Linked DNA regions of Homo sapiens: region 2 is linked to region 1. A link is a loop called in an ENCODE intact Hi-C map of the cell type or tissue named here. Cell type or tissue: IMR-90. All regions are shown on one strand. Each heading gives the region's core, and the rest is flanking DNA. Links, peaks and the distances in the headings are about the cores only.

The links. Peaks named below come from ENCODE experiments on the same cell type or tissue, not always from the same donor. Only the 100,000 strongest peaks of a DNase experiment are listed, where the experiment ranks them.
Region 2: a loop joins it to region 1, with 17 times the contacts of the local background. A loop is called at or near these places in 2 of 110 quality-filtered maps.

The regions. Positions count from the first base shown.
Region 1 is chr5:151,519,225-151,527,562 of GRCh38, reverse strand. FAT2 (FAT atypical cadherin 2) reads left to right here. Exons shown (of 24, transcript NM_001447.3): 17 at 186-329; 18 at 1,598-1,795; 19 at 5,477-6,287. MIR6499 (microRNA 6499) reads left to right here and starts at 5,415; the gene lies at 5,415-5,476. It also overlaps a transcript of SLC36A1 not described here. RefSeq lists enhancers at 5,410-5,579, 7,265-7,434. In IMR-90, for the core only: CTCF peaks have their summits at 4,007 and 7,146; no DNase peak of the experiment used is centred there; H3K27me3 peaks cover 386 bases.
Region 2 is chr5:150,796,642-150,804,979 of GRCh38, reverse strand. SMIM3 (small integral membrane protein 3) reads right to left here. Exons shown (of 2, transcript NM_032947.5): 2 at 8,246-8,338. Among named protein-coding and RNA genes, the nearest start is that of SMIM3, 22 kb to the right of the region's middle. In IMR-90, for the core only: CTCF peaks have their summits at 3,255 (motif pointing right) and 3,752 (motif pointing left); a DNase peak (open chromatin) is centred at 3,719; H3K4me3 peaks cover 639 bases; H3K27ac peaks cover 379 bases.

The DNA of each region.
Region 1 (8,338 bases), core at 224-8,223:
GGGAATCACACCTATTTCTGTCTGACTCCAGAACCTAAGCCCTAAAATGCTACGGGTGGGCAGTGGGGGTGGGCATAGGAAAGTGTCTCCTTCTTATTTTTTTTGAAAATATTAGTGATGACTCAGGGGGCAGAAGTGAGGGACAGCTACCTCATTGCTAACCTCCACTGGACATTTTGCAATAGGCCTCTAGTTATTCCCTGAAGCTCCGAGCCACAGACAGTGGGCAGCCTCCACTGCATGAGGACACAGACATCGCTATCCAAGTGGCTGATGTCAATGATAACCCACCGAGATTCTTCCAGCTCAACTACAGCACCACTGTCCAGGTAAGCTTGAGCCTCCAAGGCACCCTGAGCCCTTCCTCCCTTCATTTCCCTTCTAGCAGAAGATGCCCCTCAGTGGCATTAGTCCACATGAACAATGACTGTGACTTTGCCACTGATGTCCCCAAAGGCAACACAGACTGCTGGAGGGCATTATAGAATTGAAGGGAATCAGGCACTGTGTTAGGCACTTTCATATCCATTACCTCATTTGAGACTCATAACAGCCATATGAAGTAGGTAGTACCCATTTTACAGATTTAGAAGATTGAGGTATGAAAACATGCCATACCTGGAATGTGGCAAACTTGGGATTGAACCCCAGGGATTTTTTTGTTTGTTTCCAGAACCCAAGCTATTCCCTACTAATGGTTTGCAAATAGGATTTGGAGAGGGCCTTGGGATTCTATGAGTAATTTTCAGGGCTGTAAGTGGTGAAGGGAGGTGAGGGAGTGAATAAAAAGGCAGAGTTCTGGGTCCTACTATGCATTACCTAGGGCTGTTCCACTTTTACCTGTTTTATATATTATGGGTATGGGTTAGGATGCTTTGGCTGCAAATAATAAGTTACCTGACTAAAAATATCTTTTCTGAGAATATCGCCAGTCCACATCTGAACCAAAGCAGGATTTTATAAGAAAGGAACAGAGAATGTCTGTTGGATAGGCAACGATCAGTTTCTGCCCATTAGATTCTGTTTGTGATGCTAAATAGTTAGCAACCATTGTGTTATAGTATACTAAATGCCCATGTTATACAACAAAGGCTAAAATGATACTCAGGGAATCTGGTTTTTCTTATTAAATTCCTAGTCATCTTTAAGTGTGCTTATCAGATACATATTGCATGCAGGTCCTCTAAGGAAGAAATCATTTATAAGTGTTCAATTGGCTTTGCAAATCGCAACATTCCCTTATGTAATCCAGGTAATAACTAATTTAAATACATGATTCAGCAGTGTGTGATCTTGAGCAAGTCATCTCTCTACAGAATAAAGGGTTTAACCTTTGTTCTCTAAGGATCCTTCCTGCCCCAATGGGCTGTGTTTCTAAGACCCAACATTGCCCTTGGGGAGCTCCTGGTCTAGACAGCAAAGTCAACAACTACCTCAAAGGCAGGCAGAATGAATGAGCAGCAGCTTGATGTCCAGGCACCATCTACAAGCAGTCAGAGTGCTGAGGACTCATTCCAGATGACATACCCAGACACGTGCGAAAGGAAGGACCGGGACTCATTCTGCTCTTTGCCTTCTTTGTCACTCTCGGTCTCAGGAGAACTCCCCCATTGGCAGCAAAGTCCTGCAGCTGATCCTGAGTGACCCAGATTCTCCAGAGAATGGCCCCCCCTACTCGTTTCGAATCACCAAGGGGAACAACGGCTCTGCCTTCCGAGTGACCCCGGATGGATGGCTGGTGACTGCTGAGGGCCTAAGCAGGAGGGCTCAGGAATGGTATCAGCTTCAGATCCAGGTGAGAGCTGTGCTAGGCTTCTGGTGGTGACCATGGGGACAGTAAAGATGCTGGCAAAAGCCCCACCAGTGCTTCTGTCATTAGGGAAAAAATGTACAAAGCACTTAGGATGCATCAGGCACTGGGCTAGGTCCTTCTCAGGACTAAAGCCTCATAACACTCAGGGCAGGTATAGTTACCACCCCGCTTTACAGATGAGGAAACTGAGGAACACAGGGGATTTAAGTGACTGGCTTAAAGTAATACTGGTAATAAGTGGCAAAGGTGGGTTGCTTCAAACCCAAGCACTCTGACCCCAGACTCCAAATTCTTAATCCCTGCTCTGTGCCTGGGCAAAACACCCTCTGGCTGTAGCTCCTAGAGCTTAGCCAGAACAGCTCTCTGAACCTCAGGAGCTAAAACAACCTACCTCAGAGAACTGGCTTGGGGCTCAAGTGAGATATTGTATGCACATGTGTGTAGGGGATTCTGGTGGTGGTGTTATGGGTTTCATAGGAATTGCTAAAGAACAGTGGCCAAGATGGTGGTCTGATATCTCTCCCTCACTTTATTTCTCCAAATCTCTTTCCTAAATCTCAAGTCCAGTGGACCCTACTATTCTGTAAACTTATGGGCTGGGAATGATGTATTCATTCTTTCAGTCAGTCAGTCCATCTCTCGACAAGTATTTATTGAGCATCTACTACATGCGAGGCCATTTGCAAGCTGCTAGGAACATAGCAGAGGGTAAGGAGGGAATGATTCCTGTCTCCAGGGGCTTTCCATTGTAATCATGGAGATAAACAATAAACAGATAAAGAAAGAAATAACATCTTTACAAATGATGATAAGGAAGTAAAGTGATGAGAGACTCATAAGACAGGGGGACACACATTCAGAGGGAGGCTGCCCCCAGGAGGTGACATCTGAGCAGAGAGCCAAGCTGCCAACCATGTGAAAAGTGGGCAGGAGAGTCTTCCAGGCAGGAAGAGCAACATGAGTTGGGAAAGAGCCTGAAGTGGCTTGAGGTATGGCTGAGGTACTGAGAACATCATGAGCAGGGGTGGGAATGAGGCTGAGGAGATAGGCTGGGTAGATCATGTGGGCCTTGTGGCTTGGATGACTGTATTATCTGAGGTCCAAACTGTGATCTTTGAGAGTGAGAGAAGCACTGACTTAGTCCATTTGGGCTGCTACAACAGAACACCATAGGCTGGGTGGCTTAAAGGACAGAAATGTATTTCCCACAGTTCTGGAGGCTGGAAGTCCCAGATCGGGGTGCCAGCATGGCCAGGTTCTGGTGAGTGCCCTCTTCTGAATGGCAGACTGTCGGCTTCTCATTGTATCACATGGCCCTTCTCATAAGGGCCCTAATCCCATTCACAAGGGCTCCACCTCCAAATACTGTTACACTGGGGATTAGATTTTAACATATGAATTTTGAGGGGACACAAACATAGAGTCCAAAACAGGCACTAAAAATAATACTTGGTAGTAGCTGATTTACAACAGGTAAAAATCAAGACTGTCCTTGACAAACCAGGGCATCCAATCTTCTAAGTATAAGCCTTGGTAACACTTTTAGATTCTAATCTAAGTACAATGAGAGGTGGTTGGAGGGTTTCAGACGGAAAAGGGATCCTCTTTGTGTCTCAGGAAGCTCATTTTTCAAGCTCTATAGAGTGGGTGAGGGAGACCAGTGAGAAGTCATCCAAGCTGGAGATAGTGGGGCTGAGACCACGGAGTGATGGAGAAGATGCAGGAAGCGGAGAGATTTCGGACATATTTTGTATGTAAATTGATAGGAGTTGGTGGAGTGGATGTGCAGTTAGAAAGAACAGAGACGATTCAGGGGTGATTTCTAAATTGTTGGCTCCCATGAAGACTTCGGTGGTAGTGCATTTATGAGACTGGAAAGGCCCAGACGGGAAGGCAGGACAGGTTTATGGGCTAAACCGAAGCTCTGTTTTGCACATTATTTCCCAGTTGTTTGTGAGACATCCAAGCAGAGGTGTCCAGTGGGTAGCTGGGAATTGGAGTTGGCAGCTCAGAGGATTGGTAGATGGCCCTCAAAGCCAAGAGCATGGATGTGATTGCCTAGGGAGAGATGAGAGAGAATGGCTTCCTGACCTCTGTATTCTCAGACCCAGGCACACGTCCTGCCTAGACAGGAGCTTAGTAATGACTGGCATCATCACCATCAATTGCATTGGTCCCGTACTTCCACTTCCATGCACTGGGAGGCACCATAGGCCAGCAAAGAAAAACACAGGCTATAGACACAGATAGGTATTCAGATTCTGCTCAGGCCTTATCTGCTGCTGTATGACCTTGGGCAAGTTACTTCACCTCTTTGAGCCTCAGTTATATTTTTTGTAGGATGGGTGACTTGATAGTACCTATCTCATAAGAAGGATAAACTAGGATAATGTATTTACAGCATTATCATAGTTTATCTATGATAATGACTAGCATTGTACTCAGTTAATGTTAGCTATGTATTATATATAATCGGTAGTAGTAGTATTGTTGTAACTAATGTTAGCTATACATTATAATTAACAGTAGTGTTAATTATTATTGTTGCTATTAATATCTCTTCGGTGTTATGCATGACTTCCAGCAGTAGGTGTAATCTTATCAACTTTCTTGTACATTAAAAGTGTTGGAGTGCAGGTGAACAAGATATTACTACAGGGAAAATTGTGGAGACCCTCGTTGACAGCTGAGGAAGTGATAACATCACTGAGGAGAAGAAGGCAAGCCTGTCCTTTCTAAGTCAGGCAGGAAGTTGCAGGGATGTGTGGTGAAACATGAAAGGAAAATGCGTTTATGATTTACATTCTTTTCCCTACTTAAGTGAGGTCCTGTCACCCTCACGGCTTTTCACAGTTCTGACATTAACTGCAACCCTGCGCGTGCCAGCCCATCAGTGAGGTCAGGCCTGCTTCCCTGCCCACTTGCTCCAGCACCAGTGACCCCGTCTGTGCTGTTGAACACACCGCCTTCATTCCTACCCCAGGACCTTACACTTGCTGCTCCCTCTGTCTGTCGCCTCTTCTTCTCATCCCTCAGGACTCAAATGTCACTCCACAGAGACTCCTTCTCTTCTACCTGATCAAAGTTAGGTCTCTGTTTATTTCCTTCCCAGCATTTTATCCAAGTTATTTGGTAACTTATTTATTGTCTCTTTTCTCCTGGCCACAGCAGAAGACTTCGTTGACTGACTAGAAGGACAAATCCCGACTCCCACTCCAATCGCATAGCAAAAGGGAATCCCAAGGGGAATTTTCGTAGGCTGAGCAGGGTGCATGGTGCATCAGAATTGCTGAGACATCTGAGGGCGCCCTTGAGGACAGGGACAGAATGAGAAACTTCATGAGGAAGTTAGCCCAAGTCTATGGCTGGAGAGATTTAGGAAGAGGCTCAGAGAGATGTCACATGAGGAAACTGCATTGTTTTACTGCATGGTATAGGATGTAACTCCCTCCTTCAATCTCTACAAAACCTTCAGAAAATCTTTCTTTTCTGTCAGTGCTTTTGGAGTTAGGTTTTTTTTTTCTAAATGCAACAATGCGCTGAGCCAGCCCTCAAGTTGGGCGTGGGGCAGAGAAACGTAGCTCCACAAGGAGGCCCAGCCTCAGTCGGGCGCAAGAGCACTGCAGTTCTGTTGGGTGACAGCAGTGTTTGTTTTGCCCACAGGCGTCAGACAGTGGCATCCCTCCCCTCTCGTCTTTGACGTCTGTCCGTGTCCATGTCACAGAGCAGAGCCACTATGCACCTTCTGCTCTCCCACTGGAGATCTTCATCACTGTTGGAGAGGATGAGTTCCAGGGTGGCATGGTGGGTAAGATCCATGCCACAGACCGAGACCCCCAGGACACGCTGACCTATAGCCTGGCAGAAGAGGAGACCCTGGGCAGGCACTTCTCAGTGGGTGCGCCTGATGGCAAGATTATCGCCGCCCAGGGCCTGCCTCGTGGCCACTACTCGTTCAACGTCACGGTCAGCGATGGGACCTTCACCACGACTGCTGGGGTCCATGTGTACGTGTGGCATGTGGGGCAGGAGGCTCTGCAGCAGGCCATGTGGATGGGCTTCTACCAGCTCACCCCCGAGGAGCTGGTGAGTGACCACTGGCGGAACCTGCAGAGGTTCCTCAGCCATAAGCTGGACATCAAACGGGCTAACATTCACTTGGCCAGCCTCCAGCCTGCAGAGGCCGTGGCTGGTGTGGATGTGCTCCTGGTCTTTGAGGGGCATTCTGGAACCTTCTACGAGTTTCAGGAGCTAGCATCCATCATCACTCACTCAGCCAAGGAGATGGAGCATTCAGTGGGGGTTCAGATGCGGTCAGCTATGCCCATGGTGCCCTGCCAGGGGCCAACCTGCCAGGGTCAAATCTGCCATAACACAGTGCATCTGGACCCCAAGGTTGGGCCCACGTACAGCACCGCCAGGCTCAGCATCCTAACCCCGCGGCACCACCTGCAGAGGAGCTGCTCCTGCAATGGTAAGTACTACATCTTCCCTAGGGACGAGCAGCACTGCTGGGCTCAGCCCGCCTGACTCTAAGCATGGAGATTCCACTGAGGCTCTGTGGGAGAGTTCAGGGAAGTTTTAATAAGCCCAAAGGCCACCAATCACCATAAGACGGCTAGTGGCCTCACAAAATCTAGTTATGGAATAATACCCAATTCTCAGCTCCCTTTCGAGATTTAGAAAATAACAGTAAGACTACAATATGTGGTTTAACATCATGGCTAAGAGCATAGGCTGTGGCTTCAGTCTTCATGGGTTAAAATCCCAGCTCTACCCCTTACTAACCAGGCGACTTTAGGAAAATTAACCTCTCTGTGCCTTTGAGCTGGGCTGCTGTAGGAATTACATCAGTACTATGTATCAAGTGCTTGCTTAGAACAGTGCCTGACATATAGAAAGTGGTCAATACATGTGAGTTACTAATACTGCTACTATTATTACCATAGTCTGGTGGTTATAAGCTCAAGGCTTAGACTCAGACAGCTCAGGTTCAAACCCTAGCTCCATCAGTCACTAGCTGTGTAACTTTGGGTGTATTGTTAAAACCCTCTGAGCTTTTTAGTTTCCCATCTATAAAATAGTCAAAATAAATACATCTGCCTCCTGGAGTTGGGTTCGGGGGGGAAATTACGTAAGAGTTATAAAAGCACTTAACCCATGGCTGGCCCACAATAAGCCCCAGATCAACGGTGACTGTCATTCCCGTGGTAGCAGTTGCTATAGGGAGCCTGCTGTACGCCACACTCTGTGTAGATGTCACCTAAACTAATCGGCACCACAGCCCTACCAAGCAGGGTCATTAGCCCCATCTGCAGTTGGAACTGAGATATGAGATTTAGTTTGCCTGAAATTGTACAGCTTCCAATGAAGGCCTCGTTATTCAAATATCTGTGTGTCCCACTCTAAAGCCTGAACTCTTCACTAAGCTCCTCAGGCACTCCAAGACTCACCCAGCATCCCTGGCATTAAGGCCAAGGGAGCAGCTCAGGAGCCTTGGCTAAAGGAAAGTGACATGACCTTCAGCTCACCAGCGCTCCTGCCTGGCCTGGCCTGACCTGCCCTTTATGGGTCCAGCTGCCTGGCATTCGGGATATCATTTCTCAGAAGATTTGTGGACTTTGTCCAGGGACCACTCGATTTAGGCTGGGTGGGCTTCTCTCTGTTGGGGAGAGGATTTCCTTCTCTGTGTTTCTTGCCCCAGGGCCTGCTTCAGGGAAAGCCAAGAAGGCTGAAGGGTCTCTCTCAGCCACCTGGCATCAGACAGCAGGGGTTCTAAAATTCAAGATTTTGCAAAGTCTACTGGAGAGCGTGATTTTAAAGAGACATGCTCCTGGGTGTCACCTCCAGAGGTTTTAATTTAGAAGGTTCTGAGTGAGTCCTAGAATTGGCATTTAATTCTGAAGCAGCAGGTGCAAGGGCTTGCATTGAAGAAATACTAGATAAACTCATGGATCACCAGAATCAGTTGAAAAGAGGTTTTTTATTTTTTAACATTTTAGTGAAATATAAAACATACAGGAAACCAATTCATGTATCATAAGTACACACCTCAAATAATTTTTATAAAGCAAATATATCTGTGTAGCCAACGCCCAGATCAAGGAAAGAATATGACCACCATCTCAGAAGCCTCCCTTGGGCCCCCCTTCCAGTTGTTACACCCATGATGGTAAGATTTTTAAAATACATATTTCCACGTGCCACCCAGAACTACTGAATCAGATTCTCCGAGAGAACTTAGGATTCTGTGTCATAAAGATTCTCCAGCTGATCCTGATATCCAGCCGGGGTGGGAATTTCTGATCTAGATCATCTTCAATATCCCATCCAATAAGTACCTACTACAATGGAATTGCCAGTGTCAGGGAATTTTGGACTTGTTTGGATTTTTGTTTTTGTTTTTGAGATGAAGTCTCGCTCTGTCACTCAGGCTGGAGTGCAGTGGCACGATCTTGGCTCACTGCAACTTCCACCTCCCAGGTTCAAGCAAGTCTGCTGCCTCAGCCTCGTGAGTAGCTGGAA
Region 2 (8,338 bases), core at 138-8,137, 720 kb after region 1:
ACATTCTGGTTATTCACCTTCCTGGTCTCTGTTTTTTGCCTTTTTTCCTCACTCCCCCCACCCCTCTTTCTAATGGCTACCATGTCATCTCCCCTTACCCAATAATGTTTATTCTTTCAAATAACTTTTTTTTTTTTTTTTTGAGACAGAGTCGCCCTCTGTCGCCCAGGCTAGAGTGTAGTGGCGCCATCTTGGCTCACTGCAACCTCCGCCTCTCGGGTTCCAGTGATTCTCCTGCCTCCCAGCCTCTCGAGTAGCTGGGATTACAGGCATCCACCACCACACCTGGCTAATTATTCTTTAGAATTCTTAACCCATTCATGCAACTGTGAAAAAACTCTCTCATTCCCCTATCAGCTTACCCTGTGTATTAGCTTCCTGTGGCCGCTGTAACAAATGACCACAAACTTGGTGGCTTAAAACAACAGAAATTTATACTCACGCAGTTGGATGCCAGGAGTCCAAAATCAGAGTGTTAGCAGGGCCACACTCCTCTGGAGGCCAGGGGATGATGTACTTCTTACCTCTTCCGTCTTCTGGTGGCTACAAACTTGCCTTGATTTGTGGCACATCACTCCAGTCTCTGTCTCCATGGTTACATTGCCTCTTTCTCATCTCTGTGTGTCAGTCCTTCGTGTGTCTTTTATAAGGACTCTTGTCACTGGGTTAGAACCCACTCAGATAATCCAGGATCACCTCCCCATCTGGAGATCCTTAACTTAATGACATCTACAAAGACCCCCTTTTTTTTTCAAAGTAACATTCACAGGTTCTGCGATTTAGGAAGTGGACATAATTTTGGGGGGGCCACTATTCAATCCATTACTCCGAGACAGTATAGTTCTCCGTTTAGAAAGTGATAAGCTCCTTGCAACAAAATGGAAAGATGTGGTTCACTTAGCTTAACTTCCCATAAATTCAAAATAATTTAGTACTAAGTGTGGAAAAGAAAAACTAAAGAGCAATCAATTCCCCTTATGCCCAGAGATTCCATAAATCATTCTTTGACCAAGTGCCACTCAATTCCTAGAACACAAAATATCTTCATTTTTAGAGTAGGTATCAATTCTTTATTATACATGACCCAAACAATTGCTATGTAGAATGAGACAACAGCATTCATACTGAACTTTTCCTAACAACAACAACAACAACAACAAGTAACTATGTTTTCTGAGGTGCAAATCTTGATTGAAGGTAAATAGAAGCATAAAGGGCTCCAATAGTAGAAATTCTAAAGGCACTCATAACTATTTTAAAATTCAGAGGCCAGGCATGGTGGTTCGCATCTGTAATCCCAGCACTTTGGGAGGCCAAGATGGGAGGATTGCTTGAGACCAGGAGTTCAAGACCAGCCTGGTCAACACAGTGAGACCCCATCTCTATAAAAAGAACATATATATATATAAAATAAAGAATGTACTTATATCATTATTATGAAATTTGTTGTTGAAATGAAAAATTACTAAAACTGTTTTCATGACATATCTATGATTTTTCTCTCCATTGCCCTGTGTCTTCATTGACACTGAATTTCAATCACTGCTAAACTCTTATTGTACAGTAATATTATCATCTGTTTTTTTCATTAATATGCTAAGACACAATCTGAGAAGAAAGACTGCTCACTAAAGTAAAACAACTTTAAGAAAAAATATAAATACAAGGGTAATTAAGTTATTTGAATTAGAATTCTATGCTATTTCCTAATTTTTCCTCAGACTTATAACTGTCTCTTACCCTCCCCAACTCCAATCCTCTTTGTCCTTTCCACTTTCCTTTTATTGCCTTCCGAATTTTTCCCCAAGACGTTTGGTTGAAACCCATATAGCGAAACCAATCAAGCCAATGTGCCCCACCCATATATAATTTTTTACGGTAGTGCTAATGATCTTCCTTTGTTTTTAGGTAACATTTAAGCACTGAGTACTTATTACAGGCTCTCTGTAAGTGTTCTAGATTCAGCACCTTGTTTAAACCCCTCAGCGGCACTGTGGAGGCAAATATGATCCCCTTTTTTACAAACAAGGGCAATGAAACTCTTAAATGTTACTTTCTAAAGGGAACACGCTGGTGGAGCCAGATGGGAATTTGGTCTGCTTGACTCTAAAATTAAATGATTCTCTCTATAACTATTGCTGTCCAGCTTTAAAAGTAGATACAATAATTTTTGTAATTTTTAAAAATGATGTTATAGACCTGCTAAAACAGAAACATTTTTCCTACCATGTAAATCTTTATGGGAATTGAAGAGCCTTTCATTTGCTTTAATTAAATACCTTGTGTGATTGGAACAATTTCAAAGTTGCATTAATGCAACTTGGCCTTAAAAATTTCAAAGGAAATATTATCATTGTCATTTCATTTCACAGTCTCAGTTCCATTCTCTCTCTTTAGCAAGAATTATATAAGGGCCTAATTAAAGTTTTAGCTTACTGAAAGATTTTTAATGTTTTTTGCACCCTTAAAACTTTAGAAAGCAATTTCTGTGAGGAATTAATACTTAAAAATTGAATACTTTGTGTTTTATTAAATAATTGTGGATTCATTAAGAAACATTTTCTAAAAGGAACTTAGTATAGAAGAGATACAAGTTTTATACTTGTTCTAAGGCTGATCCTACAGGATAACAGTAAGGAAATTGCTAATCTCATTACTTCAGTGATTTTTAAAATCCCACATCATTAGGGGCATAGACCATTGGTGTTTTTACATTATTGGCCATCTTATAATTACTACTATTGAGAGCCTCTTCTAAGTCAGACATTAACCAACTACCTTACTTATATTACCTCATTTAATTCTCCCCATGCTCTAGTAGTTATCATCACCATTTTACAGATGTAGAAACTGAAGCTCATTATTGTTAATAATAGATCACATTTTGCTATATTTTACCTTTTCACTTTGCATTCATCACCCCATGTAATAATCATAACAATCCTTTGAAGTAGGTATAATTATTTTCACTCGTATTTTACAGAAGAGGAAATTGAGGCTCAAAGAGTTTATGTTATTTGCTCACGATCACAAAGCTAAGAAATAGTGAAGGTCCTCGCTCTTAGTCTCTGGTTATAGTGTTCCTGGAAAGGGAAGGAGGATGACAGCCAACCTGTAATGCAAAGTATGACTTCTTCCCCACCCCCAGAGAAGATAGGGGCGGAGGTGAGGTAAGTCATGATTAGCGACCTTCAAAATGTTCAGACATTTCCCAAGAAAAAGGAAGTTGATCTCTTCAGTGTGGCCTCAAGAGGGCAGAACTAGCATCCCTGAATCCTTAATCCCACTCTCACCGAGGGAGGAATTCTAACAAAACAGCTAATAAGGGGTGGCTTCAGCAAGACGTGAACCTCCTTTTCACTGGCACGTGGCTCTCAGACTTTAACCTGTTTGTTGAGCACTTACGGATTGTTTTTGCAAAGCAGATACTGAAGAACCAGTTCCAGAGATTCTCGGTCAGTACGTCTGAAGCAGGGCCCTGGAAGCTGCATTTGTAAGCAAATGCTCCTGTGTGAATCTGACACAAGCAGTCCAGGATCACACAGGAGAAATACTGAAAAGGCAACAACTGGCAACCTGTATTATACGGGATGTTGGACTGCATGAGCCCTGTGTTATCGCTACAGTCTCTGAAGCCAGAACTGGGAACATAAAATCTTGATCTGCTAGGAATGTTGTAGGACTGACTCTCACAACTTCGGCAGGCTAACCACTCCATTTGAAAAAAAAGTTATATCGCCATCTGGTGGACTGCCTAAAAGTTATTCAAACTCACCCTAAAAGCACGGAATGATTTTCTCATTTAATTCGGATACACTGCACACTTCACAGACCAGGAATCAAGACTCAGAAGAGTTCAGAAGAGTGTAGGCCACATAGAGCCTGGGTCTCACACCCACCGGTTCCCAGTCTACTACTACGCATGGGCTTGATTTGCTTGCTCAATCACAAAATTTTCCAGGTTTTCCTTTGGCGGAAGATTTAAGTCCCAGACAGCTATCACAGTGAAACAAAGTTCCCAAATACTTCAGTGCAATGTTTCTCAAAGGACAGCAAGTTGCCTTAAAAATGCAGAATTCTTGGCTCCGTCATAGGCCCACTGAAATAGAATCTTTGCAGATAAGGACCAGGATTTTGAGTGGTGGCGGGTGCCTGTAGTCCCAGCTACTCGGGAGGGTGAGGCAGGAGAATGGCCTGAACCCGGGAGGCGGAGCTTGCAGTGAGCAGAGATCGCGCCACTGCCCTCCAGCCTGGGCGACAGAGCGAGACTCCATCTCAAAAAAAGAAAAGCTCCTCAGGTGATTCTGTTGCATACTAAAGTTTGAGAACCATTGCCTTTGAGAAGAAACACTCGATTTATGGATGGAAAGGAAGAAGCTTTCCATCTGCAAATTAAAAATAATCCTTATTAGTGACAACTAATACTAAATACTATTACTGAAACTAAAAGGAAATAAGATTTGCTGTTGGGAGGTAGTACTACAAATTTATTTCCAAACATATTTATCATGAAATGGATGGCTACATGATATAAACAGCTGCATGTACATTTCAGGTGGATCACGTTACACTTTAACATGTACGCACAGGAGTGTGCACACATGTACACACAGTCTCCCAAACTGCATTCCCTTGAACTAGGTAGATATGTATAGAGGCATGCCATTAGAATGTTTGTTTCCAAAGACACATATTTGGTTGAAAAAAGAAATCAGTTTAAGCCAGTTACATTTGAGGTATAACAGAAAAAATTACCCCTGTAAGAAGAAATGGAACAAAATACCACCAAAATAATTTTATTAGTGACAAATTGACAATATATATATTCATGACTTTATTATAGATAATTGTTTTGGGTTGGTGCAAAAGTAATGCAGTTTTTACCATTCTAAAAGTAATGGCAAAATCTGCAATTTTTTTGGTGTTGAGAAGGTGCAATTTTGTATTTTGCTTTTTGTTAACTACCAATATAATAGATAGTGCTCAGTTGCCGTGTTTTATTTCATTGTTTGTACCATATTTACCAGACCATTCCTTTATGTCTGTATAAATATTACAATTGTTTCTCTTTTTTTCTTCTAGTAATTATCAAACTAGTTGGTTATTTCTGGAGTTGGAGTTGGGGAGGGGGAAGTTTGGAAGAAATGTTATTAATGATCTTTAGTTATTGCAAGAAATAGTGTTCTGATTTACCAAACATCCTTTTCTTCCAAAACGTTACTTCTGCTACCTTCAGTAAATGTTAAATGTAGAAAGATGAACTGACACGTATTGGGAGCAGATGGAAAATATGTTCATGTATTGTTCTTACCTATAAGCACACATATATTCTTTACATTTTTAAATGTAAATCATCTCACACAACTAATATAAGCACTAATTTCAATAGATACAATTTTTAAACTTTGTTACATATTATCAGACCGCTTATTTTTCAAAGAGGCCAACAAAACACTATACATTTTCTAACTCAACTATCTCACTTTTTGTTTGTTTGTTTTTTTAGTAGAGACAGGGTTTCACCATACTGGCCAGGCTGATCTCTAATTCCTGACCTCAAGTGATCCGCCTGTGTTGGCATCCCAGAGTGTTCATTATTCTTATAGTATTGTTTCAGCAATACTATAAGCAAAGTTCTCATTCTGTCGCCACCAGTAGACCTCTCTGAGCTCTCCTTGAGGCCACCAGTTCCTTGCCATCTCTATTGCTAGAAGACCATCTGCCTCCCATTAACAGACTTCTTCTTCTGTAATACTGGATCACATGATGGACTTAGAAGTTGAATTGCTAGGATAATAATTGATAGGAATTAATAGATTTTTCTTCCATCTGGATCAATTAAGGTATACTCTGGCAAATGGAAATTAAACATGCTTGCTTTATTTATTTATTTATTTATTTAGAGCCAGAGTCTCGCTCTATTGCCCAGGCTGGAGTGCAGTGGCGCAACCTCGGCTCAGTGCAACCTCCACCTCCCAGGTTCAAGTGATTCTCTTGCCTCAGCCTCTCAAGTAGGTGGGACTACAGGCGCCTACCACCATGCCCAGCTAATTTTTGTACTTTTAGTAGAGAGGGGGTTTCACCACGTTGGCCAGGCTGGTCTCGAACTCCTGTCCTCTGGACCTCCCAAAGTGCTGGGATTACAGGCGTGAGCCACCACGTCCAGCCTAAACATGCTTTAATATGGGGAATTATGTGCTGAAAATCATTAAAAGGATTGGGAGAGCACAGAAGGCAGGGGTTACTAGAATTCCTTCCAGATCAATACTGCAGAACCGGCCATCCTGGGGAGCTACTACTTCCGTAACAAGTGGGAAGCTAGGGAACAAGAAAGCCACAGCCTTGGCTGTGGGCTGCAGGACTGTCCCACCTCAACTGAGATCCAGGCATGAGAAAGCTGCGGGCTTGGCTCCAGATTGTGCTGCAGCTTTGGGATTCACACCAGTGTTGTGATTGTCTCACACCCTGTCCTAGCTCTCCCAGCTGAACTGGGTTCCAAACTAAAACATGGTATGCATGCATCTGAACAGCAAAGCCTAAATCACTTTTGAATCTCTATCAAGTGTAGTTACAGAAATACAGGTTTTTACTTTCATTGTAGTTTTTTGTTGTTGTTTTATTTTCCAGCCTCTGCCATCCAGGAAGGCATGCCAGAAAAACAGTTGGAAGAGATGCTGAGCAAACCTATCAGAATCTTATGACATCTTAACTATCCCCTTGCTATGGTCTGAATGTTTGTGTCCCTGCAAAATTCATATGTTGAAACCCAACCCCATGGTGATGGCACTAAGAGGTGAAGCCTTTGGGAGGTGATGAGGTCATGAGGACTCTGCTGTAATGAATGGGATTAGTTTCCATGTAAAAGAGGCCTGAGGGAGCTTGTTTGTCTCTTCCACCATGAGGACACATAGAAAGTACCATCTATAGGCCGGGCACCGTGGCTCATGCCTGTAATCCCAACACTTTGGGAGGCCAAGGCAGGCGGATCACCTGAGGTCGGGAGATCGAGACCAGCCTGACCAACATGGAGAAACCCCATCTCTACAAAAAATACAAAATTAGCCAGGCATGGTGGTGCATGCCAGTAATCCCAGCTACTCGGGAGGCTGAGGCAAGAGAATAGCTTGACCCTGGGAGGCGGAGGTTGTGGTGAGCCGAGATCGTACCATTGCACTCCAGCCTGGGCAACAAGAGCAAAACTCTGTCTCAAAAAAAAAAAAAAAAAAAAACACAACCATCTATGAGGGACAGGCTCTCACCAGACACAAAATCTGCATGTGCTTTGAACCTCCCTGTCTCCAGAACTGTGAGCAGTAAATTTCTGTTGTTTCTGAATTACCAGTCTCAGGTATTTTGTTAGAGCCACCCAAATGTACTAAGACAGAAACCCCCTTCACCATTTCCCCCTGACGCTCTCCTCTAACTCTTACCTCTGTATTACAATGCTACTCTTGGAAAGGTTTCTGTTCTCACTGTCTCAACTTCCTAACCTCCCACTCATTTCTTAACCTACAAAATACTATTAGGGCTGGGCGTGGTGGCTCATACCTGTAATCCCAGCACTTTGGGAGGTGGAGGTAGGTGGATCACTTGAGGTCAGGAGTTCGAGACCAGCCTGGCCAATATGGTGAAACCCCATCTCTACTGAAAAAAAAAAAAAATATATATATATATATATATATATGTATATAATTGCACCTCTATTGAAACACCTCATATCATAGGACCTATCCAATCTCTCTTTTTTCCCCTTCTACTCTCCTTCCCCTCCTATTTAGTGTCTTCCAAGTTCTGCATTTAGCATCTCACTCTTCTAAGTCTGTATATTCTGATCCTATCTACTTGTACACCATTATCTACCATAGGGGTTAATCCCCCATACCCTAATACCAGACATAACATCTTTCCCAGGAATAGACTCAGATCTCCAACTGCATCCTGAATGAGTCCACCTGAATATCACAAGCACCTCAAATGCAACATGTCCAATACGAAATTCATGGTCTTATTTGTCATTCTTTGAATCTGATATTCAAAATCGGTTCTTCTCCTCTGCACTATCTGTGTGTAACCTGCACAACTTCACCCACGTGCTGAAGCTAGAGCCCTGGAAGTAAATTTGATTCTTCTCTTCCCTTTTCTGTTACTATATTCAAACTGTCTTGAAGGCCCATACATTCAGTGTAAGGCTTTTACCTGAGTTCTGAGTTTAACAGTTGCTCTTTAAAGAAAGACCTCAGACATGCACATTCTAGCACTTTATTGGAACTTGGTTGTGTACATCAATGAGATCACATCAAAGTAAAAGCAGCATTTTCACACAATAATATCCCGATAT